Regions from separate parts of the Homo sapiens genome. Here region 2 is linked to region 1. A link is an interaction called in ENCODE POLR2A ChIA-PET data of the cell type or tissue named here. Cell type or tissue: PC-9. All regions are shown on one strand. Links, peaks and the distances in the headings refer to the core of each region. The heading gives the core; the rest is flanking DNA.

Region 1 (16,431 bases), core at 7,065-12,064:
ACAGGAATTACTGGGTCAAAGGGTATGGCGTTTGTAATTTTGATGGATGTTGCTAAATTGGCCTCAGGGAGTTTGTGTCTGTTCTCTCACTGCTAGGTTGCTAGGTTGTCTCAGAGTACCCGACCCCATCCTAGGTGTTAGCCAGAGTCCCTAACTCCTTTCTGGGCTACTGTTACCTTTTCTTCTTTGGTTTTCTTTGAAATGTCGTTCACTTTTGAAATATCTTGGATTTAACTTTGTATATGTTTCTGTATTTTTTTCCATTCTTTGTATCTACAAATACTAAACCATTTGTTCATTTTGTTTGTTAGCACAACGCTATTTTGTTTCATAGCTTTATAATACATTTTAGCACTTGGTAGAACTAGTGTTTAATCTTTTTACCCCCAGACTTTTCTCAAATATTCCCGTAAATTAATTTTTGTGTATGAAAATTCTGTTGAAATATTCATTGAGAATACATTAAATTTATGTTTTGGATTAGGGAGAATTGACATCTTTACATTATTGAGTCTTTTGGTCTAAGAAAAGGTTATGTCTTATTTACTCAAGTCTTGCTTTATGTTCTTTTGTAGAATTTTAATCTTTTTATTCAGTAAGTCCTATACACCAATATCGAATTCTCTTACTGGTTTCTAATAGTTTCTCAGTTGATTTTCTTGGATTTTCTAGGAGTGCAGACTATTTCTTATTTATAGTAGTATTTTAGTAACAACTATATTTAGTAATACATCATTTATGTATTTGTCACATTTAGAATTCTAAATGTAATTGTATTTTTTTCCTCCTCCTCAAAATTTGTTGCTGAGCAACTGGAAGGATGGAACTGGCAGCCACTAAAGCACTGGAGGGGAAGTTTCTCAGGGTTGATTGGGGTTGGTCACGGCTTCCATCAATCTGAGAAGCTGACCAGTGGTTGAGGTGGCATTACTAATTAGGCAATAGACACACGAGTCTGGAGTTCTGAGAAGAGTAGGGACTGGGATGGGCATTTGGAAAACATTAGCATTTAGATGCATTTAACCATAGACTGGGTAAGATCACCAAGGCAGTGAGGGTGGATGGAGGAGACAAACCTGAGAGCATTCCAGGAGCCCTTGTGACCGGTGCAGTAACCCCTCGATTAGACCTGTTGCTTCATCTCTGGTTTGTTCATGGAGTCCGGATGAGCACCTAAAATCCTGTGTCATTTTGTGAGTCTTTGTCACCCCTTGCTTCTAAGAGGTATATCTAAGGTCTGTGTGTCACTTCTACTCTGTAGTGGCCTCAGTGTGTCCCTGAGTAGGTGATTCTGTGTTCTCTATCCTATGAGTGGTGGCTGTAAACACTTCTATGTGTTTACACACTCCTATGTGTTTACAAAAAACCTCTATGTGCCTTTCCTGTGCAAACTGTCCTTTGTGTGTCTTTTCTTGTGGCCACTCATGCTTGCCCTGCTCATTCTGTCAGCAGAGAAGTCAGGAGGAGGGGAGTGGGACTGACCTAGATCACCTAGCCCTGAGCTGGTTGTTACCATGTACAGTTGGCCCTCTGTATCCTTCGGTTCCACATCTGCAGATCCAACCAACCTTGGATTGAAAATACTAAAAAAGCCAAAACCATAAAAAATAACAATACAACAATAAAGATAATACAAATAAAAAATATTTAACAACTATTTACATAGCATTTTCATTGTATTAACTATTATAAAGCTAAAGATGATTTAAAGTATACATGAGGACGTGCATATGCAAATACTATACCATTTGATATCAGGATATCAGGGACTTGAGCATCGTTGGATTTTGGTATCCTTAGGGTTCTTGGAACCAGCACTCTGTGAATACCAAGGGACAACTGCATATCTACTTGTTGGGTACCATTTGTCGTCACCATGCAAGGCAGGAACTTTGTTCATTGTGGATTCTACTGCCTGGCACGTAGTTGGTACTCAGTAAACAGCTGAACAAATAATGATTGAAGTTAAAAGTCACATTGAAGATGATCAACCTTTGAATTTTAACATATCTCATGAATGCCACTCTTCAGTAACATTTAGTTTTTCTCATATTTTCACATTTGTGTATGTTCTCTGTCTTCTTAGGGCAACTCAGAGTTGTACTTTGAACTTGGTAGTAGTTTGAACTCTTGTTTTGGTTTGGTCAAAGTAAAGATAAATAAAAATAGTTAAAAGTTAAACTTGCTAGTAGAGTCCTGAGGCCACTTCTCTGTCTTCCAGACATTGTGCTGAGCCGTCAGGCTGTCAGCTGCCCCTTCTGGTTTTGTTGTTTGTGCTCTTGCCCTTCTTTCCCTTCCCTCATGGGTTGCTTCCCTTGCAGCCCCTGAGTTACAGATGCCCAGGACTATGCAGAGCCCGGTCCACGCAGGCCTTGTGCTCTCTGAGCCACGCTGTGAGGTAGTTGGAGTGACCTGAGTTTTTGTATCTCCTTTAATTAAGCCAAGGAATTTGCTGTGGAAGCAGCATCTGAGTGAGAGGCTAACATTGGGGGGACCTTAAACCGAGCCTGGGCGTGTAGGCAGCTCTGTCCTATAGGATTTGCTTTGAGACCCTCTGGAATAAGTCATCTCAAATGACTTGGCTGTGAGTTCTGTGAGCTGAGAAATCAGATTTGGAGCCTGTTATCTGGTCTTTAAAATAGCAGCTGTGGGATTCTGAAGAGTGAGGGTCAGATCTGTGGTCTGGCTGCTGGCTGCTGTGGTATGGAGTCAGTGTTCTTAGCTAACCAAAGACTAGCATATTCTCTCTCTCATATAACTGTTAATGTCTGTTTATTTTTTGGTCTTTTAAAAAAATCTTTGAATTTTAGATAATTCATATCTACCAAAAAAAATTGCAGAAGTCATGCGAAGAATTCTCACATATGCTCTTCACCCAGCTTCACCAAATGTTAGAGTCTTTTATAATGAGGGATTACCATTAGCTCATCTGTAGACCTTGTTTAAATTCTGCCTGTTGAATCATGTCCTTTATCCTTGGCTCAGGGTTCAATTTGTTATTGTCATTGTATTCGTGGTTGTGTCTCTCTTCAGTCTCCTTTATCTGGGACAGTGACAGTTTCTTAGTCTTTTCATGACCTTGACAGTTAAAGAGAACTGGTCCTTTTTTTTTTCCTTCATTGCCATTTTTTTTTTTCGTGGAATGTCCCTCATTATAGTTTTGTCTGATGCTTCCTTATGACTGTATTCGTGTTATATGTTTTTGGCAAGAATGCCACAGAAGAATACCATGGTGGGCCCTTAGTGTGTCATGCCAGGATTTGTCCCATTCCTTCTGATGTTAATTGTGATCATAACTGTGATCATTTGGCTGAATGGATGGCTGCACATTTCTTCCACTGTGGAGTTACTGTGTTCCTTTTTGTAATTAATAAGTATCTTGTGGGGAGATAACTTTGAGACTAGATAAATATCTTGTTTCTCAGCATACCTTTACCATTAATCTTAGCAACCACTGATTATTCTTGCCTGAAACAATTATTACTGTACTGTTTGCTAAATGATTTTCTATTTTTATCATTCTCTCTCCATTTATTATTTAGAATTATACTTGTCAAAAGACAAAATTATAACAAATTTAGTTTAAAGATCTAGTTGGCATTTGTGTTTCTAGAATTGGGCAACATCTCATTCTGTAAAATAGAATGAGTATTCCCATGAGCTGACCAAAGGAGGTAGGTTTTATAGGCAGAAAAGGGCTGAGAAAAGCAGACACAGAGAACAAAAAGCAGATGGGTCGTTTCAAAGTCACTTCCTCATAGGGTTGAAACAGGTAAGGGGTCTTCCTTACCTGCTGACTCAAGTTGACTGAAATCTCCTGTTTTTTTTTTTTTTTTTTTTTTTTTTGGTTTGTTTGTTTGAAAACTGGCCCTTTTTAAAGTTCATTTTGATTGTCTCTATTCTGGTTTGGTCTGGTGTGCTGGGGCCTTATGCAGGAGCTCAGTCCAAAACAAATGGACTGTAAGGACTGTAAGTTTCACATGCTGTAAGGAAGAGCTTTTCTTTCTCCTCTACTTATTTATTAGTTCTTGGTGTATGTCAGTGTGTATTCATGGATAGTTATTCCATAGGTTATGGTCCATTACTATTGTTTAATTGCTCAAGTGGCCTCTTGCAGTTGACTTTTCCTGTTAACATGTTTGCATCATTTTTCGAGCACTTCTTTATTTTCTTGTACACTACAGGAAGTTCCAGGTTTGAATTCTTCTCCTGCCCTGGCTGTGGAATGGACCCTTTCTCCAAGAAGTCCTTGGGTTTTGATAAGAGATTGAGATTACAAGCCAAGAGCTGGGCCTGCTGTGTTAGTTGGTGCTGTGGTGTCAGGCTTCTAGACTCTCCCAGTGGATGAGCAAGGAGGATACCTGTCTCTTGCCTTGTGGTTTGCTCCTTTAATCTCTGAAACTGTTACATTTATCTTTTTACTTCCTGATTCTAGTCTTTTTCCCCCTTTTAAAAAAATTATGTTATGGAATAAGAGTATGAATCTTGGAGTCTAGAGACCGGGCATTCAGTTGCTAGCTCTGACACTGATAAGCTGTCTGGCATTGAACAAACAAATTCTTTCGTCTCCCTGGGCCTTAGTTTTCTTTTCTTTTTTTTTTTTTTTTTTTTTGCAGTTTTTACATTTATTTAAACAGAAAACGTGCACACGAGCTGTCTACTCATTTTCTTCGCTGCGCAGCCTGGCATTGGGGTTGGTGACTCTGATGGCCAGTTGGGCAGCTGTTTCCACGATGGCTTTGCGGTTCTTGGAGGAAACATTGTGAGCGATCTCGGCACAGTAAGATTTGTTGCACATCAGCAGCACTTCCAGCTCCTTGATGTTGTGGACCAGGAACTTCCGGAAGCCACTGGGCAGCATGTGCTTTGTTTTTTTGTTGCTCCCATAACCAATGTTGGGCATCAAGATCTGGCCCTTGAATCTTCTACGAACCCTGTTGTCAGTGCCTCTGGGTTTCCGCCAGTTACGCTTAATTTTGACATATTGGTCTGACTGGTGCTGGATGAACTTCTTGGTTCTCTTTTTGACGATCTTGGGCTTCACAAGGGGTCTGAGGGCGGCCATGATGCCGAGGAGGAGATGGCTGCCACCTCCGTAGGCAGCGCCGAGGAAGAGAGCCTTTTCTTTTCTTTTTTTTTTTTTTACTGAGGTCTTAGTTTTTTTCTTATATACAATAGGGTGATAACAATTAAAGGGCTGTTGTAAGGATTAAATGAGATAGTATAATTAAAGCTTTCAGTATAAGCTAAGTACTAGGTTTGGTTCTTGGATTCAGCAAGTATTTATGGAATACTTTTTTTTTTTAGGGGCTTGGGGCAAATGGGGTTTAAGATTGCCAGCCTGCCCCAGTCTTTTGCCTCGTCCCTGCCGGGCCTCAATGGGGACCTTGATCTCTGACCTGCCCCTTGATCAAAGAGCTCCACCTCTGACTTGTCCCTTGATCTGGGAGCTTGGGTTCTAACTTGGCAGCCTGGATCAGGGTGATTGGCCTCTGGCTGATGCAGAGGAACCTCTGGCTTCTTTTTCTTCCTTTGAGCAGTTGTACAATTTGAGTCAGGAAGGGAGAGAGGATGGCTTCTTTCTGGCCACCCACTAGCAGAAGTCTTGGAGTGGGCGCTTCGCCGTTCCCATGTTAAATGAGCAGTTCTGATTCTGTCTGGGCACATTCTACTTCTGAAAGCAAAATTTCACACCGATCTCTGTGGGTGGTATTATTGTGAGGACCATTGGAAGGGACTCTCCTTCCTTCCCTCCTTTTCTGTCATAACTTTTCTATCTTTATTGACCCATTCTTCAGTAGGGGTGAGATGCTGGTTCAGCAGGCCCTGTAATAGCAGCACACTCTGCCCTGCAGAGGTTGGAGGAAGTGACACCCAACCTTCTTCACCACGGGGGGCTGGTGAGGGTGAATGTGGGGAAAGAAACCAGTCAGTGCCCCTCAATCTTCACTGCTGATAGCTGAGCCACACCATAGATTTGGACCAGAATCTTCTCCCAAGGAGGGCCAGTGCTCTCTTCCCATGACCCTCATAGCAGAGTCTGAAACAGCAGTCTGAGTGGGTCACACGTTCCCTCACCCGGTGGGGCTTTGTGACCTAGTGATTCATGGGAAGCGGGGGTGTTTGCACACTTTCTCCCTCCTGCCCACTAGCATGCCTCCTGCTTTGCAGGCTCACCCAGAGCTTTCTATTCTGCTGCTGCTAGAGCTTCCCAATAAGTGGGTAGGTAGGACTAGCTGTGACCTAGAAAACACTTAGCATTATCCAAGTGTCCCTAGTGAAAAGCTGAATAAAGCAGGAGAAATGTCACTTTGGATGCTCAAGTTCTCCTAGGAGAACAAACTTCCAGACCTTTTGTTTCCCCTAATTTTTGAAGGCAGCATGGCTGAGCCCAGAACCACATGGCTGAGCCTGGTACCAGAGTGGCTGGCAGGATGAGCACTTCACAGATTGGTGTGGTGACTAGCAGCCTCCTTCCTGAGGCCTTTGGGGCCCTGCTGACTGTACTGGGTCTTAAGTAAGAAAAACAGAAAACTGTTTCTCTCTCCAAGGAAAACAAGCAATAAACCCCATGTACATACCTCCCTGAGTTCTGAGTAAGAAAGGAAACCAGGCATGGTGGCCCCAGAAGTGTTCAGGGCATATGGGTATGATCCCTTGCCCGAGTGGGTTGGCAGTGTCCTCTTGAGAGGCTTTTTGTGTCTGCTGAGTATTTTCCAATTTAGGGTGGCTCAGGGGATGGGATGAGGATTCTTCAACTTTTTCCTTGTTTTTTAGCTTTTTTCCTTCTCAAGTTGGCCCTGGGTGGCTGTCCCTGCTTCTAGGGGCCATTGTGAGCTTTACATTGGTGCAGTGCTGGCTCCTGGCAGCAAGCATCTGGCTTATACCACTGAGATGTCTCATGTTGGGTGGCTGTGCCACCCAGGCTTCCATGGTCCTGGGTTCACTGGTCATTTCTTTCCCAAAAGTATGCATTCACGAGGTCAGCTTTGTATCTTTGGGGCCAAGCATCTGTGATTTTGCTGCTCTAGCTTTTATTTAGATTTGACTCTCTTGCACCCCTTTTACCCTGGAACTTCCTATTTTTCCGTAAAAGTTTTTCTTTATTTTTTTTAACTGGTGTTTTGAAAAATGCTGTATGCATATATCAAAAACAATTTGAGAAGTACGGTGGGGTGTATAGTAGAACTTTGGTGGTCTTCTCACTCACGGCCCTGTCTGTGGCTCTGTTCTGCTCTACACAGTGAGGTGACTGTGTTTATCCACTCTACCCTAAGTGGCTGCTGTTACCAGTGTCTGGTGTACCGGTCAGGAGATAGTCTATGAAAATACAAGCATACTTATCTATGCCTGTCTTCTTACTTTTTTCTTTTTTGGTTAATACAGTTTATTTTTAGACTGACTTTAGGTTCACAGCAAAATTGAGCAGGAAGTGCAGAGAGTTCTCCCTGTGCCCATGGCCTCCACGATTAATGTCCCACATTCTCTACTTTTTCAGTTTTAACCTTTCCACAGATGATAGTGGCTGTATACACTGCTCATCCACATCAGTCTCAGTGGGTGTCTGCTGTGTTCTCTAACGGCTGTTCAGAAGTTTCCCACTTCATGTGGACAGGCCTTAAGGTGTTGATGTTTTACTGTGTGAACTGTGCTGTGGCTGTCTGTATTCTCTCAGCCTCATTTCTGGTGGAATTACGGGAGAATGATGTGAGATGACTGTGAGATTTTTAAAATCACTAAAAGTTTCTTTATAGTAATATAGAGGAAAATTAGAAAATACATGTAAAAAACATTAAGATTAAGGAAATTTAAAATGCTCTCTGGAAATGTCCTGGGGATGTCCCATGCTCGTGTGGGGTCTAGGGCACAGGGCGGAGAGCAAAGCATAGGTGTTTGAACTGGTGCTGCTGAGGTGGAGCAGAGCACATGTGTCAGCTTCTGTTTACACCTTCGTTTGGGCCCTTCTGCTCCCCTGCCACTTCCCTGAGCCCTGCCCTCGGCTCGGCCCCTGGGATGGATGTGGGTTATTGTTTTTGGCACTGTAAGAGGAGGGAATTTAGAATAAGGAAAAGAGGGTTGAGATTCTGTACTAAATGCCAGTATTGTTGGGTGTCTTAATCTAAAAGCTGGAATGGGGATAACGCTCCTTCTAAAAGGGTATTGGTCCATAGAATAAGAAAAAATTGAAGCTTATGTAAAGATTTGGTGGGCCGGGCATGGTGTCTCACACCTGTAATCCTAGCCCTTTGGGAGGCCAAGGCGGGCAGATTACTTGAGGCCAAGAGCTCGAGACCAGCCTGGCCAATGTGGTGAAACCCTGTCTCTACTAAAAATACAAAAATTAGCTGGGTTTGGTGGTACATGCCTGTAATCCCAGTTACTCAGGAGGCTGAGGTGGGAGGATTGCTTGAGTCTGAGAGGTGGAGGTTGCAATGAGCCGAGATTGTGCCATTGCACTGGGTGACACAGCAAGACTCCACCAAAAAAAAAAAATTGTTGATCTAGTCAAGGTACATTTCTCTGCCTGATGTTTTCTGAGACATGGGTGTATGATTTGTCTGTGCTATATTGTGTTCTAACCCAGAGGCCGTGAAATGAAAAAAACGTAATTTAACTCAAATTAATGGGACTGTGGCGCTCTTTTTCTTTCTAGTTGGCCTGCTGTCACTTTGAGGGACTGTTATTTGGAGGAAGTTAATTTGGGAAACGATTCTTGCTTCGTTTTCTTTTTCTTTTTTTTTTTTTTTTGAGATGGGGTCTTGCTCTTTAACCCAGGCTGGAGTGCAGTGGCATGATCTTGGCTCACTGCAACCTCTTCCTCTCGGGTTCAAGCAATTCTCCTGTCTCAGCCTCCCAAGTAGCTGGGACTACAGGCGTGCACCACCACGCCTGGCTAATTTTTGTATTTTTAGTAGAGACGGGGTTTCACCATATTGGTCAGGCTGGTCTCGAACTCCTAACCTCAGATGATCCACCTGCCGCAGCCTCCCAAAGTGCTGGGATCACAGGCGTGAGCCACTGTGCCCGGCCAGGAAATGATTCTTTTGGTCCCTCATACTGCTTGTGAAGTTGTAGAAGTACTAAATTCCCATTTCATCCAGAAAATATATTTCTTTGAAAATGTCCGTTGATTTTTTTTTTATTTAGTAAAAATACATTCCTTTTGTAAATAGATAAAACTCAAGACCCCTTTGATCATCCCTCAAGCCCAGTATTCTCCCAGAGATAACAATTGTTCTTGGGCTCACCTTTTATTTATTTATTTTAATTTAGTGATTCCAGTTTTTAATGTTTAAGATTGCTGGTTGATTCTTATGAGTGTAATATCCTCTCACACCACTTGGAGGCTGTTGATTGTGCCTGTTTTTAAGTCTTGTGTCTTTACTAACTCTGTGTTCTGCAGCATCACTTCTTTAGGTGTAGAATTTGTTGCCCTTTTCTCAGGGTTTGGGGATACTCAGCTGTGTATTAACTTTTAAATTTGAGGTTCCTGTTAGCCTGTCTGGATGCTGCATCAGTTTTCCAAAGTTGGTCTCTAGACATTGTTGGTGGCTTGGCTGGGCATGGACTATGTCAGCTGCTAGTTCTCAGGGATGGCAGGCTCCGTGCCCTCTGTGGGTGTCACCAGCTTGTCCTCCCAAACCAAGTGTCCAACTCTCCTTCTCTCTGGGTTCAATGCCACTTAGGTTCAAGTGAGTGGAGTTACATATGTGTTTTTGGGGAGGGGCAGGAGGTCATTCCATTGTTATACCCTAACCACATTGTCCCTTGATACTCACAAAGACAAACTAGAGCGGGCTAGGGTTTCTGGGCATCTCTGCCTCCTGACCCTATCGGGGTCAAGACACACCCAGGCTGCATGTGTAGCCTTCGCTTAGTGTCATATATTCAGTGCCAGCAGCTATCTCATGAGGGCCATGGGCACTCATACAATGCAAAAGATACTATAAATCTTTTGTATCTTTGTGTATACACACACACACACACACACACACACACACACACACACACACACAGCCTGGTTGTGTCTTGATTGGTAACCCAGAATACACAGGCAGTGTTGCTTTGGTGATGAGTATTTTCAAAAAGGCAATTACATTTTAGTAAAGGCCAGAATCAGACATGTTGTATTCCTGGAAAATTCATGATATAATAAAAGCATGCAAAAAATTATTTGGGTTTTTATCTAAAATTGAGTTAGGTTACAGGCTCAGAAGAATGTTAAACAGCTTCTGTCTACCTGCATGTCTAATGGGATGTGTGAAGGTAATGCAGGGCAGGGGACAGTGCCCATTGACTGCCCCAAGGACACCTAACGCTGCCCACACACTCCCAAACTCCCAGGAGGCAGGGCCTACCCTCCCTTTGAGAGCTGCTGATCAAGTAGGAGTTTTCTGTTTTCATTCATATTTGAAAAGTTGGAATAATCTGCTTTATGATGTCTTTATTCCCTGAAAAGTTAAGCTAATAATATTGGTCAGTGTTTTCCTATTTAGGAACATTTTCTGAACATGTGGTCATTAGGGGATTTTAGAGTATAAGTTATGTATCTGTTAATTTTTTCTGGGTAATTATGTGGTTGAGATGCTAGTGGCACACATTATGGTTACATTTGTTCAGTAACTGTAACTCGAGCCCTGGAAATTAGGCTTCTATAAAATTTCATAGCAATTCATGAAATGTTGTTTGTAAGCAAAATGTACCCAGCTCCTTGACTAAAGTTACCTTAAATATTCTTAAAGATAGAGAGGTAATACGCATTTCTTTTTCTCTTTCTGTATGTGTGTATATATGAGAGAGAGAGAGAGAGTGTGTGTGTACATGTCCCTGATAATTCCTATCTCAGAGCAGTGGAAGTCCTCTGAGTTTGATAATATGCTTTGCATGTGCTATATTTGTGGACTGCCTCAGAACATCTCTTGGGGAGACTACCTGGGTTCAGGGACCACCTGCCTATGCACCTGAATCATGTGAGCCCTGATTTTATTTACCACGGAGCCAGGCACTTGAACACTGTCCCATCCCAACTGTGTCCATCCCAACTGTGGACAGCTTTTACACGGTCCACCTCCTTGCCTTCCAGGACCCCTTCCTCCCTTCTCCTTGGCTTCTGTGGCCCTGCACCCATGAAGGCCAGCACAGGCACCACCTTCTCTAGGAAGCATTTCTGGCATTTGAGAAAATGAGCTTTCACACAGTCTGGGTTAGGGCCCGGATCCCAAACTTTCTGTTTCTTTGTTTCCTCCCCCTTTCAACCATTATGGCTGAGGTGTGGCCATTCTGCATGTCACATGGCTGGTGAAAGACTCCTTTCTCTCTCTCTTTGGTGCTTCTTCAAAGGCTCCTTCACTTTCAATGGTATAGGTCAGATTGTACCATGTGTCTGCGGCTGACTCAATCATGGTAGCTTTTCTGTCCTTCCCATAGCATCCCTAACAGGCAGGAAATGATTTAGTCTTTATGAGTGTGCCTCCCCCCACAGGGAGACAGCCTTTTCCTGTTGCAGATCACACTGATTTTAAGAGAAGACTTCTCTTCATATGCAGCTTGCCCTTCTATCCTCCCATCCCATGTATATGTGGCATACCTTCTATGATGTTTCAGGCTCTGTTCTAGCAGTCAGACATATAGAGTGGGAGATGCTCAAGGGGCTCACAGTTTAGGGGGAGCTTGGACAAACTGTTGCAATCCCATGTGATGAATGCAGAGGAAGGGTCCAGACCCATTTTCTGGAATGTCAGAAATACTTCCTGGAGAAGGTGATGCCTGTGCTGGCCTTCATGGGTGCAGGGCCGAAGAAGCCAGGAGAAGGGAGGAAGGGATTCCTGGAAGGCAAGGAGATAGAAGAAAGCATTTGAGTTGTGTCCAGAGAATCCCCTTGGGAGGGGTATAGTCTTGAAGGAGCGTTTTGAGATAAGCAGAGTTGAACCCGTCGGGTTTTTAGGCCTGTTGTCTAGGACTACCTAGGATATGTGGTAGGAGAAAAGAATTATCACACCGTTCAAATACATTTTTAAAAATAATGAAAGATTTTCCAATGGAGGAAAACTAAAATCCTTTAATGCAGATTTTGCAAAAAAGCGTTTTTGCCAAGTGTTGACTAGTGTAGAGTTAATTCATTTGGAGTAATGTTTTATAGTATTTGTGAAATTTAGTATAGGTTAGAGTTAGTACTGGATCCAGGGTTTAAACTTTTGTTTTCTCTTTCTTTCCCCCCAAATTAAAGCATCCTATCCTTTTCATCTTAATTTCATTCATATCTTCATATTACGTTTTTGAGATAGCTGTTTATTTTTTTGAGGGGGAAATAGTGACATAAATAGGTTTAGAACCTCAGGTGGCTTAAAACCCCAGATGTAGTCAGTGGTAAATTTTTTTTTTCTTGGTTAGTCTAGTTTTGGTGTTGGTAAGTATTATATATGCTGGTGGGTTTTTAAAAAGGGCACGTGGTAGAGTCTGGCATACTATTTGGAGTCTTGTGGTAGCTGCCCACTTCCTGCTAATGCAGTAGAGCATGTTCATAATGGCCTTATATGCTTTCCTTCCTAGGGCAGGCCGTACTTAGTCATACCAGGTAAGAAATATGTTTTAAAATTTTAGTTAAACAGTTATGATGATAGCTTATAGTTTACTTTGCATTTCTTTATTTATAGAAAGATTACATTTTCTACACAGTGATTTACTGTTGTTATTTCCTACTTTGTTAACTCATTAACTCCACTTACTCATTGATGGGAGTCTGGATATTATCCTTCTGTAGTTTTACAAATCCTCACATTTTCTTATTCACTGCTTTTCTTCTATCAGTTGATTCACTGAATTTAGTGTGGGGATTTTACCACATCGATACTGCCTTCAGTGATTTTCTTTATGTTAGATTTTAGAAATTTCTCTCTGCTTTAATGTTGTAGGCTAAATATACCATTCCATTGTCTACTAAAGGGCTCAAGACTGTTCTTTAATATTGTTTGATTTCTTTAAAATGAATTCCACTGTGACTTGATCAAGTTTTGTATTATACCACTTGGGGACTTTAATTGATATTATGTTAAAACTCCATATTAACTTGAAGAGTATGATCAGTTTTGTTCTCGTTAAATTTTCCTGTTAAAAGGAAGCATATCATTCTATTGTTGGTGGCTTCCTTTTTTCTGTCATTAAATTCAGTTACAGAAAGTTGCCCTCAAGAATTATATACAAATCTCATGTGTCCTCAGATCCATTAGTAGCCATACAGTTAATGTTTGTGTTGCTTTTAGCAATGGTATCTTCTTCTCCACCATATGTTATAGATGTGTGACAGTTAGGAAAGCAGTTGTTTAATTAATTACAAAAGTAATTTGGAAAATTTGGAAAATAGAATTATCCAGTTCTATCACTATTATTACCTTGTTCAATTTTCTTCTGATTAAAACAATTATATTTGCTAGTTCTTTATTAGACAATTATAATATTAGAAAATACATGACCACAGGTCTAGGCATGGTGGCTTATTCCTGTAATCCCAACACTTCAAGAGGCCGAGGCAGAAGGATTGCATGAGCCCAGGAGTTCCAGACCAGCCTGGGCAACATAGTGAGATCCCGTCTTGAAAAATTAGCCAGGCATGGTGGTGCATGCCTATAGTCCCAGCTATTCAGGGGGCCGAGATGGGAGAATTGCTTGAGCCCTGTAGGTCAAGGCTACAGTGGGCCATGATCGTGCCACTGCACTCAGCCTGGGCAACCAAGTGAGGCCCTGTCTCAAAAAAAAAAAAAAGAAAAAATTAAGAAAAATCCATCTACAATAGAATATATATAAAAAAATACTTAGGAATAAATTTTTAAAACTCCAAAACTAATAATACTCCCAAAACAACACAACATTGTTGAAAGGAATTTCTTCTTTATAATCCTGCAGCCATTGTCAATATACTGTGAGATGTCCTTGCACACCTTTCTCCAGGCTCATACACATGCTTGTATGTATGCATACACATCACCACACACACACACACACACACACACACACACACACACACACACAGCACTCCCCGTCTAATCCTGCAGCCAGTGTCAGTATACTGAGATGTGTCCTTGCACACCTTTCTCCAGGCTCATACACATGCTTGTATGCATGCACACACATCACACCAAGTGCACATGGCACACCATACCAGACACATGTACGGTTTTAAAAACTTGAGATATAGTTCACGTATCTTAAAATTTGTACTTTAACATGTACAATTCAGTGCTTTTCACATATTTACAAGGTTGTATAACTACCACTATTATCTAATTCCAGAACTTTTTTTTTCCCCCGAGACAGAGTTTCGCTCTTGTTGCGCAGGCTGGAGTGCAATTTCACAATCTCAGCTCACTGCAACCTCCGCCTCCCAGGTTCAAGTGATTCTCCTGCCTCAGCCTCCCAAGTAGCTGGAATTACAGGCATGCTCACCATGCCTGGCTAATTTTTTGTATTTAATAGAGACGGGGTTTCACCATGTTGGTCAGGCTAGTCACAAACTTCTGACCTCAGGTGATCCACCTGCCTCAGCCTCCCAAAGTGCTGAGTTTACAGGTGTGAGCCACCATGTCTGGCCCCAGAACATTTTTATTACCTGAAAAAGAACTTTGTATGCATTAGCATTCACTCCTCATTTTCTCTCAAACCTCCCAGCCCTAGGCAATTACCAGTCTACTTTGCCTTTGTAGATTTGCCAATTCTGACATTTCATATAAATGGAATAATACATTATGTGGCCTTTGTGTCTGGCTTTTCTCACTTAATGGAGTGTTTTCAGGATTCATCCATGTTGTAGCATTTATCAGTACTTCATTCCTTTTACTGACAGAATAATATTTTATTGTATGGACATACTTCATTTTGTTTATTCATCGGTTGGTGGACAGTTGGATTGCTATTATGAGGAATAGTGCTATGAACATTTGTATACAAGCTTTTGTGTAGACATATATGTTCATTTGTCTTAGGTATATACCTAGGAGTATAAATGCTGGGTCCTGTTAAACTGTATGTTTAACCTTTTGAGGAAGTGCCAGGCTGTTTTCCAAAGCAGTTCCACCATTGTACACCAGCAATCTATGGGGATTCCAATTCCTTCACATCCTTGCCAAAACTTATCTATTTTTTTTGATTGTGGCTATTCTAGTGGGCATGAAGTGGGATCTCATTGTAGTTTCCATGTGCATTTTCTAGTAACTAAAAATGTGTATTTTTTCATGTGCGTTATTGGCTATTTGTATATCTTTGGAGAAATAACTATTCAAACTCTTTAACCATCTTTATGTAGTCTACATACAAGTCCTGTATTACATATATAATTTACAAATATGTTTTCCCATTAGTTTCGTAGTTTAAAACATGTATTCCTAAGTATTTTATTCTTTTTTGAGTCTATTGTAGATGGAATATTTCTTAATTTCATTTTCAGATTGTTCATTGCTAGTTTATAGGAATACAATAGATTTTTGTATAGTGATCTTGTAACCTGCAGCTTTGCTAAATTTGTTTATTAATGCATAGTTTTTAGTGGATTCCTTAGGATTTTCTATATACAAGATCTTTTCATTTGCAAACAGATAATTTTACTTTTTTCTTCTCATCTGGATACTATTTATTTTCTTGCTTAACTCCCCTGGCTAGAACTTCTAGTACAAAGTTGAATAGAAATAGTGAGAGTAGGCACCCTTGTCTTATTCCATTCATCGGGGAAAATGTCTAGTGTTTCACCATTGAGGATGATGTGAGCTACAGTCCTTACTTTTTGTTAAATCTCATGATTCAGTTGACAGAATCCTCTAGTAACCTCGCTAGAAAGTGACCATGACACAGAAAGTTTTTGAGACCTCATCAGGGGTCACCAACTTCCTTGATTTGCCTGGGATTGAGAGATTATTGGGACATGTGAATTTTAGGTTTTTTTTTTTTTAACCAGGTTATATCTGGGTAAATAGTTTACCTAGGACTGAGGGAATTCCCAGGATGTGAGACTAATGCTGCTGAAGCCAGGAAAATCCTGGACAAACCAGGATGAGCTTGTTACCCTGCCACATGCCTGAAAATGCTTTTTTTCTATCTTTATGTTTGATCGATAGTTTGAATCTGTAGAACTTAAGGTTGGAAATATTCCCTGCATTCCTCCATTTTCTTCTAGCTTACAGTTTGACCCTTAGGAAGTTGATGTAAATTTTTTTTTTTTTTTAAGATTGGTCTTGCTCTATCACGCAGGCTGTATTGCAGTGGTGCAATCATGGCTCACTGTAGCCTCGACCTCCTGGGCTCAAGCAATCCTCTCACCTCAGTCCCCTGAGGAGCTGGGACCATAGGCATGTGCCACCATGCCTAGCTAAAGTAGAGATGAGGCCTTGATATGTTGCCTAGGCTGGTCTTGAACTCCTGGGTTCAAGCCGTCCTCCCATCTTGGCC
Region 2 (10,715 bases), core at 1-5,000, 83 kb before region 1:
TCCCATTTGTCTGACTTGTGATTTTGCTGTTGCTGTTGAAAACTGGACATTTGACTATTATAATGTGATAAGTCTGGAAATCAGATTCTCTCTCTTCCTCAGCATTTTTTTTTAATTTCTGAAGACTGTAGTAATGTTTGTTTTTATACTTTCCCAAGCTATTTTTGCAAAGACTATTCATTGTTTTTTTGTGGTCACCAAAGTGTCTGTTTCTTCAGCTTGTGTTTAGCCAGTGTTTTGACAGAGATTTCCTTGAATGCCAGGAGCTAAAAAACAACACCAACACACACACACACACACACACACACACACACACGTACACACACAAGCATACCTCTCCTATCTTTTGCAAATTGGGGTTGGGACTCTTTTAACACTTAGCTAGGCTTGTTCTGAGCCTAGGATCAGCCTGCGACAAAAGTTTCAGGGCTTTTCTGAACATGTGTTTTGCCTTGTACATGCATGCGGCATTCTCAATTTCCTGTATACATAGCCGTTTTATTTTTGTTTGAGTTGGATCTCACTCTGTCGTCTAGGCTGGTGTGCAGTGACATGATCATGGCTCACTGCAGCCTTGAACTCCTGGGCTCAGGTGATCTTCTTGTTTCTGTTTCTCGAGTGGCTGGGACTACAGGAATGCACCACCATGCCCAGCTAAGTTTCCCTTCCCTTCCCTTTTCTCCTCTCCCCTTCCTTTCCCTTCCTCCTTTCTTTTCTCTTTTCTTTTCTCTCTCTTTCTTTCCTTTTCTTTCTTCTTTCTTTCTTTCCTTTCTTTTTCTTTCTTTCTTTCTTTCTTTCTTTCTCTCTCTCTCCTCCCTCCCTTCCTTCCTTCTTTCCTTCCTTCCTTTCCTTTTTTCTTTTGCTTTTTTCTTTCCTCTTCTTTCTTCTTTTCTTTCTTTCTTTCTTTCTTTCTTTCTTTCTTTCTTTCTTTCTTTCTTTCTTTCTTTCTTTCTTTCTTTCTCTTTCTCTCTCTCTGTCTCCTCCCTGCCACCCTCCCTTCCTTCCTTCCTTTCCTTTTTTCTTTTGCTTTTTTCTTTCCTCTTCTTTCTTTCTTTTTCTTTTTCTCTTTCTTTTTCTCTCTCTCTTTCCTTCTCTCCCTCCCTCCTTCCCTTCCCCCTCCCTCCCCCTCTCCTCCCCTCCCCTCCCCATCCTGTCCTTGTGTGAACATAGCTCACAGCAGCCTTAACCTTGAGGGCTCAAGTGATCTTCCTGTGTCTCTTCCAAGTAGCTGGGACAGCAGGTGCCTAACCTCCGTCTAATTATTTATTTTTTTCTGCTCATCCTCTGTGGGTTGGACCCACTGCCGAACCAGTCCCAATGAGATGAACTGGGTACCTCAGTTGGAAATGCAGAAATCACCCACCTTCTGCACTGGTCTCACTGGAAGCTGCAGATGGGAACTGTTCCTATTCGGCCATCTTGGCCCCTTCCAATTATTTATTTTTTTGTAGAGACAGGGTCTCATCATGTTTCCCAGGCTGGTTTCAAACTCCTGGGATCAGGGCAGGATCTTCCCACCTCAACCTCCCAAATTGCTGAGATTACAGGTGTGAGCCACCATGCCCAGCCTGCTTTTCTATTTTGTTGTAGAGACAGGCTCTCACTACCTTGGCCAGGCTTGTCTCAAACTCCTGGCCTCAAGCAGTCCTCTTGCCTTGGTCTTCCAAACTGCTGTGATTACAGGCATGAGCCACTGCACCTGGCGGCTTCTTCTTCTTCTTTTTTTTTTTCTTTTGAGTCAATGTCCAGCCTGGAGTGCAATGGTGCGGTATGGCTTACTGCAGCCTCAAACCCCTAAACTCAGATGATCCTCCCACCTCAGCCTCCCAAATAGCTGGGACTACAGGTACATGCCACCATGCCAGCTAACTTTTTTTACATTTTATTTTTTGTAGAGATGGGGGTCTTGCAATTATTGCCCAGGCTGGTCTCAAACTCCTGGCCTCAAGTGATCCTCCCACCTTGGCCTCCAAAAGCATTGGGATTACAGGCATGAGCCACTGTGCTTGGCTCAAAGCTGCTTTAAAAATTTATGTACATATATATATTTTAAGACAGAGACTTGCTCTACTGCACTGGCTGTAGTGCAGTGGCACAATCATGGCTCACTGCAGTCTCAAACTTCTGGGCTAAAGCAATCCTCCCGCTTCAGCCTCCCAAGTAGCTGGGACTACAGTTGCATGCCACCACCCCCAGCTAATTTTTAAATTTTTTGTAGAGACAGGGTCTTGCTATGTTGTCCAGACTGGTCTCAAACTCCTGGGCTCAAGCAATCTGCCTGCTTCAGCATCCGCAAGTGTTGGGGTTACAGATGTAAGCCACTGCGCCCACGAGTTGCTGCTGAATATCCAAATTGTCTAAGCTTCTCCTCTGGGTTTAAAATGGTCTATGGCATGTCTCTACCTATAACCTCTTGCCCCAGGCATCTTTTCTGAGCAATGTCCTGATTTTAGGTAAGAGATACAGCATCTTGCATCAGTTCTTCCAGGATCCCCCAGACAAGAACAGATGCACGTAATAGTTTGCAAATAAGGCCTGCTCTCTTTGGAGGAGGGAGCTGAGAACTGTACTACTGTTGTCTCAATTCCAAAACTGTTGACTGAGTGCAGTGGCTCACGCCTGTAATCCCAACACTTTGGGAGGCCAAGGCAGGAGGATCACTTGAGGCCAGGAGTTTGAGACCAGCCCAGACAACATAGTGAGACCCTATCTCTACAAACAATTTAAAACACTAGCTGGGTGTGGTGGCACATACATGTAATTCTAGCTTCTCAGGAGACGGAGGTTGGAGGATTGCTTGAGCCCAGGAGTTTGAGGCTGCAGTAAGCCATGATTGTACCAATACATTCCAGCCTGGGCTACAGAATGAGACCCTGCTTCAAAAAGAAAAAAAAAAAAAAAAGACCAAGACTGCTGCCATGCTGGGGAAGGGGTGGGGCAAGACTAAGTAAAAACACCACAAAACTTTGCTACTGTTTTGAAGATGGCCTTTTTTAAATTGAGTGTTTGCCTGGTTGCTGTAGGCCTTTGTTTTCTAGAGTGACAACAAAGTTGGTTCTGACAGTTTGGCTTGTTTATTCAGTGTTTCAGTTTGGAAATGAGAGCTTGGAGCTTCCTAGGCCACCATTTTGCTGATGTCATTTCCAATGGCATTTTTTGCATCTCGACTTTTTCCTCGCGTTCAATGCTTCAGGACCACAAGATGGTTGCTACAGCTCTAGACCTTCCATCTGTCTAGTGTGGCGAAAAGTGGGGAAGGCTAGAATATCATGCCAGCTGCATACCTCCCCTTTCATGAGGGAAGAAAAAGCCTTCCCACGGGGATCACAGGGCCCCTGCTAGCTGCAAAGGGGTCTGGGAGAACAGGGAGAGCCTCTCTCACCTGAGCAGTGGACACAATCCTTCACCAAAGAGTGCAGGTTCTGATGGCAAGAAAGACAAAGGGGCCACCGGCAGGCTCGTTACCCCAAAGAGCGAGAAGTAGGGGATGTGATTACTTACATCTGTACCAGTTAGAGTGTTGTACACATATCCAGCCAAGGTACCTGTGGCCCAGGTCAGGTGACTGGCTTAGCAATTTCACCTACCTTCCTCTCAGCCCAGATCCCCAAATTCTTTGAATGCTGTTGGGATGCAGAACAGCAAGTCAGCGAGTGATTTTTTTTAATTTAATTTTTATGAGTACACAGTAGATTATATATTTATGGGGTACATCAGATATTTTGATACAGATATACAATGTGTCATAATCACATCAGGTTGTAAATGGAGTGACCGTCACCTCAAGCATTTGTCACTTCTCTGTTACAAACATTTTAATTACACCCTTTTAGTTATTTTAAAATGTACTGCTGATTGTAATTACCCTGTTATGCTATCAAATACCAGCTCTTATTCATTCTATCTAATTATATTTTTGTACCCACCAACCATCTCCGCTTCCCCCTACCTCCCCACTACTCTTCCCAGCCTCTGGTAACCATCGTTCTACCTACTGTCTATTGCCATGCGTTTGTTTTCATTTTTAGCTCCTATAAATGAGTGAAAACACATGAAGTTTGTCTTTCTGTGCCTGGCTTATTTCAGTGAGTGATCCTCATGTCTCCAGGGCTTGTCTGTACATGACTCACCTGGGGCAGCCTCTGCCAGGTGTCACCCCGGAGCCAGCAACAAAGGGCTGCTCTGCTGATGGCTGCCTCACCCCCGGCTGCTCCCTCAGTGAACTGGCACAGCTCTGGGCCCCTCTCGGGACCTTCTCAGAGTAGCCACATTTCAGACCTGTCTTATGATTCTAACATCAAACTTATAATATCAATCTTACTAATACCAATAGAAAGTGGAAAATGAGGTATTATCTGGCAGTCATTAAATTAGTAAGTTCTAATGACAAACATAATACACGATGAAGGTGAGACTGTGGGAAGATGGTGCCTTTGCGAGTTGCCCATGTCAGTGGTAAGAGTCACGGCCCTCGGGAAATCACCGAGTCTTCATTACCCAAGACTGGCATCAACCCTTCACCAAATTCCAATAACTGAGAATCTGATAATTACCCAATAAATCCTAGATTAGCCTGAGGAAAGAAATGAGCTGTCCACGTAAGAGTCGTAAACATTGGGCCGGGGCTGGTGGCTCATGCCTGTAATCCCAGCACTTTGGGAGGCCGAGGCAGGCGGATCACGAGATCAGGAGATCGAGACCATCCTGGCTAACATGGTCAAACCCTGTCTCTACTAAAAATACAAAAATGAACCAGGCATGGTGGCACATGCCTGTAGTCCCAGCTACTCGGGAGGCTGAGGCAGGAGAATCATTTGAACCCAAGAGGCAGAAGTTGCAGTGAGCCGAGATTGCGCCACTGCACTCCAGCCTGGCAACAGAGTGAGACTCTGTCTCAAAAAAAAAAAAAAAAAAAAAAGAATGGTAAACATTGTACTCTGACTCACAAATCTCATCTAGGGGAACTTGTTTTAAGGAAATAAATTCAAAGAAGGAGGAAACATTGTTAGGTGCAAAGAAGTCAACCAGAAACTTATTTATCAAAAATGAACTATTGGGAACCGGCTCGACAGTCAGCACCAGAAGAGGAGAAGATCCACGCGTTCTGTGGACCATAACCTAGTCACGGACGTGCTGATCAGAGATTGAAGGCAACAGGGAGGATTTATGTGAAAAGTCAAGAGAAAAAGCAGGATGCATGTACATATCATATGGTTACAGCTCGGCACGTGTGTCCAGAGGCACCGGCAGCTGGGTTGGGAGATCGGGTGTGAAATTTTCACTGTCATTCCGAGCCGGATTGTGCCGCTGTTATGCTGCGTGTGTTTCACAAATGACCCCAGGAGACCACATAGCTGGACTCTATCTCTCTGTGGTGCTAGACTGGGCACAGCTGGGCTCCAGGGGCTTAGCCTAGACAGCCCCCATGGGAAGAAACATATGAAAGGCAGGGTGGGCCTTTCATATCTTTGTTCTGACACAGCTCTGTGCATGCCGACAGTGTCTTCTTGTCGCAAGTGCCCACGGCCCTGCCTAAGGCCCTTTGACACTGAAGGTGCCCGCCACGTGCTGGGGCGAAATCTTCCAGGAATGTCCTCTACCAGTGACAGATGAATGTGGTGGAAAGCTGTCTGTGTCCTTATTCCTTGGAGGGGACCTTCTTGGGCACGTCCCCACCAGTTCCCGGAGGTCCCTGGGGGCAGGAGCAAGCTCTTGGATGCATTCTGGTCAGCTTTCTTCCATCCCCTGGCTCATTCCCCATTCACCGACTGCTGTCATCTGGGGTCATCTCCCCAATAAACTCTTTGCACTGGGATCCTTGTTTCAGGATCTGTTTCTGGAGGAACTAGATGACAACACCGGGAACAGAGGACCTAGAGAGGCAGCTTCATGGGTGGTGGGGTGTCCGCCTCTGCCGGCCAGGGACTTGGGAGCAGTGCTGGGAAGGTGCTGGATGGAGCTGTCACTCACAGGGGCAGGTCCTTGGCTGCTGACTGTCTTCCTCTCCACTATGGCTGTCTTGAGAACTTAGGGGTCAGCCTGACCCTGCCTTGGCCCCCTTCCTCTCAGCCTCTGTCTTCTCCTGCATGAGGCTGGGTGGCTCCCCTGTGAATCAGGCAGGGGTCCACAGAACACTAGAGACAGGTCCCTTCCTGCAGCTGTCTCCAGTAGGTGGCCACGCAGGAGATGTTCCCAACAAGCTGCCCTTATCTGCAGCTCAGCTTTGGTAATGGGGGCCCATTACCAAATGGGGGTAAAGGTCATGGCCCATCCTGGTGATAGTGAGAACCCAAGGTAGGCCTTGAAGATTCCTATCAGGAGGGAGCAGAAAGTGTGTACCACACCCCTGGGCCCAGGTGGAGCAGGGCTGCTGCTCAAGGCTCCCAGCCATGCTCTGTCCCTTGCTAGGGGTGACCGGTGGGACAGGCCTGGGCAAGGGACAAGAGGGAGAAGGTCGGGGGGAAGAGGGGATGAAGAGCAAAGTGAGCAAAGGAGAGTCTTCCACTATCTGGGGTCTCTGTCAACTGTCAGGCCCTAGAGTGAGCTGTTCTTTCCCTTTGCTTCCTGGAGGAGGGGACTTTTGTCACTGCGTCACTCCACCCTGCCTGCCCCTCCGTTATCAGGCTGTTAATATTAATTAACAACAGTTGCTAGGGATGACAGTGCAGAGGGTTCCTCTGAGCCCATTGCTGGCCCTGGTCCCAAGAGGGGGTAGGGCAGAGCTGGGGTCTGAGGCTGAGCCAGGGAGGGTGCGGAGGTTCCTCGGCCATGCTGAGCTCCTGAGGCCGGGTCCCAGCCAGTGCCTGGTCCCATCTGTGCCTCCAGGCCCTGGCACCAACTCCAGCAGTGTTAGGGGCTAATAGCGTGGTCTCTCCCCTAGCTGACTCAGCCCTCTGGCTTCGGTCGCTTTGGGAAGTGAGTGGAGACCCTAGCACCTGCGTGATGAGGCTCATCTAAAGCGGGGGCCTGTGGACTGGGGCCAAACAGTGGGAGTGGTGGATCATTAACCAGCAGGGCTCAGCCTCATTGGTCCCTAACCCAGTCAGGCCAGGGTTGTCATCGAAGGGGAGGAGGCTGCCTTAATGTGTGTTCAGCCCTTGGCTGTTCCTGAGGCCTGGCCTGGCTCCCCGCTGACCCCTTCCCAGACCTGGGATGGCGGAGGCCGGCCTGAGGGGCTGGCTGCTGTGGGCCCTGCTCCTGCGCTTGGTGAGTCCCAGGGCTTGGCTCCACCTCCCCTGCGGCCTCCAGTTAGGGACCCTGGGGCCAGCCGTGTACCAGGCGAGCGTTACTGGGTGACAGCAAGGGAGCCTCAGGGCCTGCGGGCTGGGCAAGTCTCTGGACACATGAGGGATGCCAGGCCCCACAGAGGAGGGGTGCAGGTGGAGGGTTTCCAGGTTACAGGCTTGAATGCACACAGGGGTGAAAGAGGCTGCTGGACTGGGGTGCTCCAAGTCCCTCCTGTCACTGGCCCTACTGTGGGGTCCAGGCCTGCAGTTGAGGGAGGTCTGAGGCAAGGAGGTGCTGGGATGGGGTTACCTGGTGAGCATCACCTAGGGAGGACTGAGCACTCTGGAGGCTGGGAGAAGATCCAGCGCTGGCACCTCTTAAGTTCCTCGCTTACTTTGTGTCTGGGAGGTGGGTGACAGCTTTTGGCCTCAAGCAGGTGGTGGTAGTGGTGGTGGGAGTCGGGGGGCCTCCTGAACAGACTCTCCATGAGAGACCCTGGCCTCTGGATGTGGTGTACAGTGTGGGGACTCAGGCTGACTTTGACGTGGGCAGAGCCCGGGACCTTGGAGTCAGCTTTGCCTCCTTACCCATCTCTGGCCTCTCCAGCATGACTTTCCTAAGCTGCAGGTCTATCAGGCCACCCCCAGGAAGAAAGGCCAGTGTTGTCACTCCAACACTGGCTGGCTGGCACATGCCTCCAGGAGGCTTCCTACTCCCCACACTCCCCGCTTCCCTGCCCCTGCTCCATGTCCTTCTTACCCTCACACCCTCCCTGGCTGCCTGCTGCCTGGATGGCACCCAGCTGTGTCAGGGCCCACGCGTGATGTTGCTGTGCTCTGCAGGCCCAGAGTGAGCCTTACACAACCATCCACCAGCCTGGCTACTGCGCCTTCTATGACGAATGTGGGAAGAACCCAGAGCTGTCTGGAAGCCTCATGACACTCTCCAACGTGTCCTGCCTGTCCAACACGCCGGCCCGCAAGATCACAGGTGATCACCTGATCCTATTACAGAAGATCTGCCCCCGCCTCTACACCGGCCCCAACACCCAAGCCTGCTGCTCCGCCAAGCAGCTGGTATCACTGGAAGCGAGTCTGTCGATCACCAAGGCCCTCCTCACCCGCTGCCCAGCCTGCTCTGACAATTTTGTGAACCTGCACTGCCACAACACGTGCAGCCCCAATCAGAGCCTCTTCATCAATGTGACCCGCGTGGCCCAGCTAGGGGCTGGACAACTCCCAGCTGTGGTGGCCTATGAGGCCTTCTACCAGCATAGCTTTGCCGAGCAGAGCTATGACTCCTGCAGCCGTGTGCGCGTCCCTGCAGCTGCCACGCTGGCTGTGGGCACCATGTGTGGCGTGTATGGCTCTGCCCTTTGCAATGCCCAGCGCTGGCTCAACTTCCAGGGAGACACAGGCAATGGTCTGGCCCCACTGGACATCACCTTCCACCTCTTGGAGCCTGGCCAGGCCGTGGGGAGTGGGATTCAGCCTCTGAATGAGGGGGTTGCACGTTGCAATGAGTCCCAAGGTGACGACGTGGCGACCTGCTCCTGCCAAGACTGTGCTGCATCCTGTCCTGCCATAGCCCGCCCCCAGGCCCTCGACTCCACCTTCTACCTGGGCCAGATGCCGGGCAGTCTGGTCCTCATCATCATCCTCTGCTCTGTCTTCGCTGTGGTCACCATCCTGCTTGTGGGATTCCGTGTGGCCCCCGCCAGGGACAAAAGCAAGATGGTGGACCCCAAGAAGGGCACCAGCCTCTCTGACAAGCTCAGCTTCTCCACCCACACCCTCCTTGGCCAGTTCTTCCAGGGCTGGGGCACGTGGGTGGCTTCGTGGCCTCTGACCATCTTGGTGCTATCTGTCATCCCGGTGGTGGCCTTGGCAGCGGGCCTGGTCTTTACAGAACTCACTACGGACCCCGTGGAGCTGTGGTCGGCCCCCAACAGCCAAGCCCGGAGTGAGAAAGCTTTCCATGACCAGCATTTCGGCCCCTTCTTCCGAACCAACCAGGTGATCCTGACGGCTCCTAACCGGTCCAGCTACAGGTATGACTCTCTGCTGCTGGGGCCCAAGAACTTCAGCGGAATCCTGGACCTGGACTTGCTGCTGGAGCTGCTAGAGCTGCAGGAGAGGCTGCGGCACCTCCAGGTATGGTCGCCCGAAGCACAGCGCAACATCTCCCTGCAGGACATCTGCTACGCCCCCCTCAATCCGGACAATACCAGTCTCTACGACTGCTGCATCAACAGCCTCCTGCAGTATTTCCAGAACAACCGCACGCTCCTGCTGCTCACAGCCAACCAGACACTGATGGGGCAGACCTCCCAAGTCGACTGGAAGGACCATTTTCTGTACTGTGCCAAGTGAGTCCATGGTGGGGCCCAAGCGAGGAGTGGGCTGGGGCTGGGGCTGGGCTGCCATGGCCTCCTGGGAACCTGGCCGGGCATACAGCTGGTCCTGAAGGACCAGAGGTAGCTATTCCTACGGCTCTGGCCTGGGGCCGCCCAGATGATTATCTCTGCCCCTCGTCCGGCCGCCATTTCCTTTGGTCAGAGTTCCTGCTCATGGCTGCAGGTTTGTGCGTGGCCATCGCTGGCCCTTCAACCCCGAGTCCACTCTGTCTTTCTGCAGATTTCTTGACATGTGGGAGCTCCCTGCCACACTCTTGCTTTAAGTCTGACAGAGGAGCCCGATTGGCAGAGTACATATTTATATTTGCTATGTTTTGCTTCTTGTTTCTGTGCCAGGGGCCGTAGGGCCATCAGTAACCCATGAGGTACCATGGTATGCATTGGAAAAGGTGCCCTCAGGCCAGAGGTCGTGGCTGGTCTCAGGCACCTGGGCCGGGTGTCCTGGGGTAGGCCACAGCCACACACACTTCTATTGATTGGGGTTCGGTCTTTGGTTCTGTCCACTCTGGTGTGCTGCCAACAAGATGCCAACAACGCTGCTGGGCCAAGGGGGCCAAGAGCCAAGGGCAGCAGCAGGGCCTTGGCAGTGGAGGCTCCTTGAGGTTGGAGTAGAGCAGAGGTCCTCAAGATGAACGTTTAGTACTCCATACTCCAGAGCAAATGAGAGTTAAAAGGGGCAAATAGCATCTTAGTGTTATTATGAAAACAGTTCTGACCTTACAGACCCTGGAAAGGGTCTCCAGGACGCCTAAGGGCCCCAGGCCACACTTTGAGAACCACTGGATTGGAAGAGAGTGCCGACACTTTCTGTCCCCTGCTACCTGGCTCTGCATCCCTCAGCTGGGCCCCAAGTTTGGGCTGCTTCCCAGAGTGTCTGTGCCAGGAACCCAAGGGCTCTCTCTTGGAAATAGCAGGAACGAGAGGAGCCATTGTTTGCTCTGGGGAGGCATCATGGTCTGACCTCAGACTCATGTCTGACGGTAGCTTTATAGTCCATTATAGGGTATTATCTTTATTTTGACTTCGGATGCTCACAACAACTCTCGGGTGGTCCAATTATCTCCATTTTACA

Evidence for each region. ChIA-PET counts read pairs that join two places held together with the same protein. Peaks named below come from ENCODE experiments on the same cell type or tissue, not always from the same donor. Only the 100,000 strongest peaks of a DNase experiment are listed, where the experiment ranks them.
Region 2: POLR2A ChIA-PET joins it to region 1 with 22 read pairs; 3 of 35 experiments call an interaction of 5 or more read pairs at or near these places.

Annotation. Positions count from the first base shown.
Region 1 is chr7:44,456,531-44,472,961 of GRCh38, reverse strand. All of the region lies in intron 2 of NUDCD3 (NudC domain containing 3), which reads left to right. It also overlaps the pseudogene RPL32P18. Among named protein-coding and RNA genes, the nearest start is that of NUDCD3, 26 kb to the left of the region's middle. In PC-9, for the core only: CTCF peaks have their summits at 9,222 and 9,432; no DNase peak of the experiment used is centred there.
Region 2 is chr7:44,537,697-44,548,411 of GRCh38, reverse strand. NPC1L1 (NPC1 like intracellular cholesterol transporter 1) reads left to right here and starts at 7,082. Exons shown (of 19, transcript NM_001101648.2): 1 at 7,082-7,206; 2 at 8,070-9,595. The coding sequence starts at 7,153. RefSeq lists an enhancer at 7,789-8,410. In PC-9, for the core only: no CTCF peak of the experiment used is centred there; DNase peaks (open chromatin) are centred at 2,471, 4,141, 4,531 and 4,981; H3K4me3 peaks cover 1,054 bases; H3K27ac peaks cover 2,901 bases.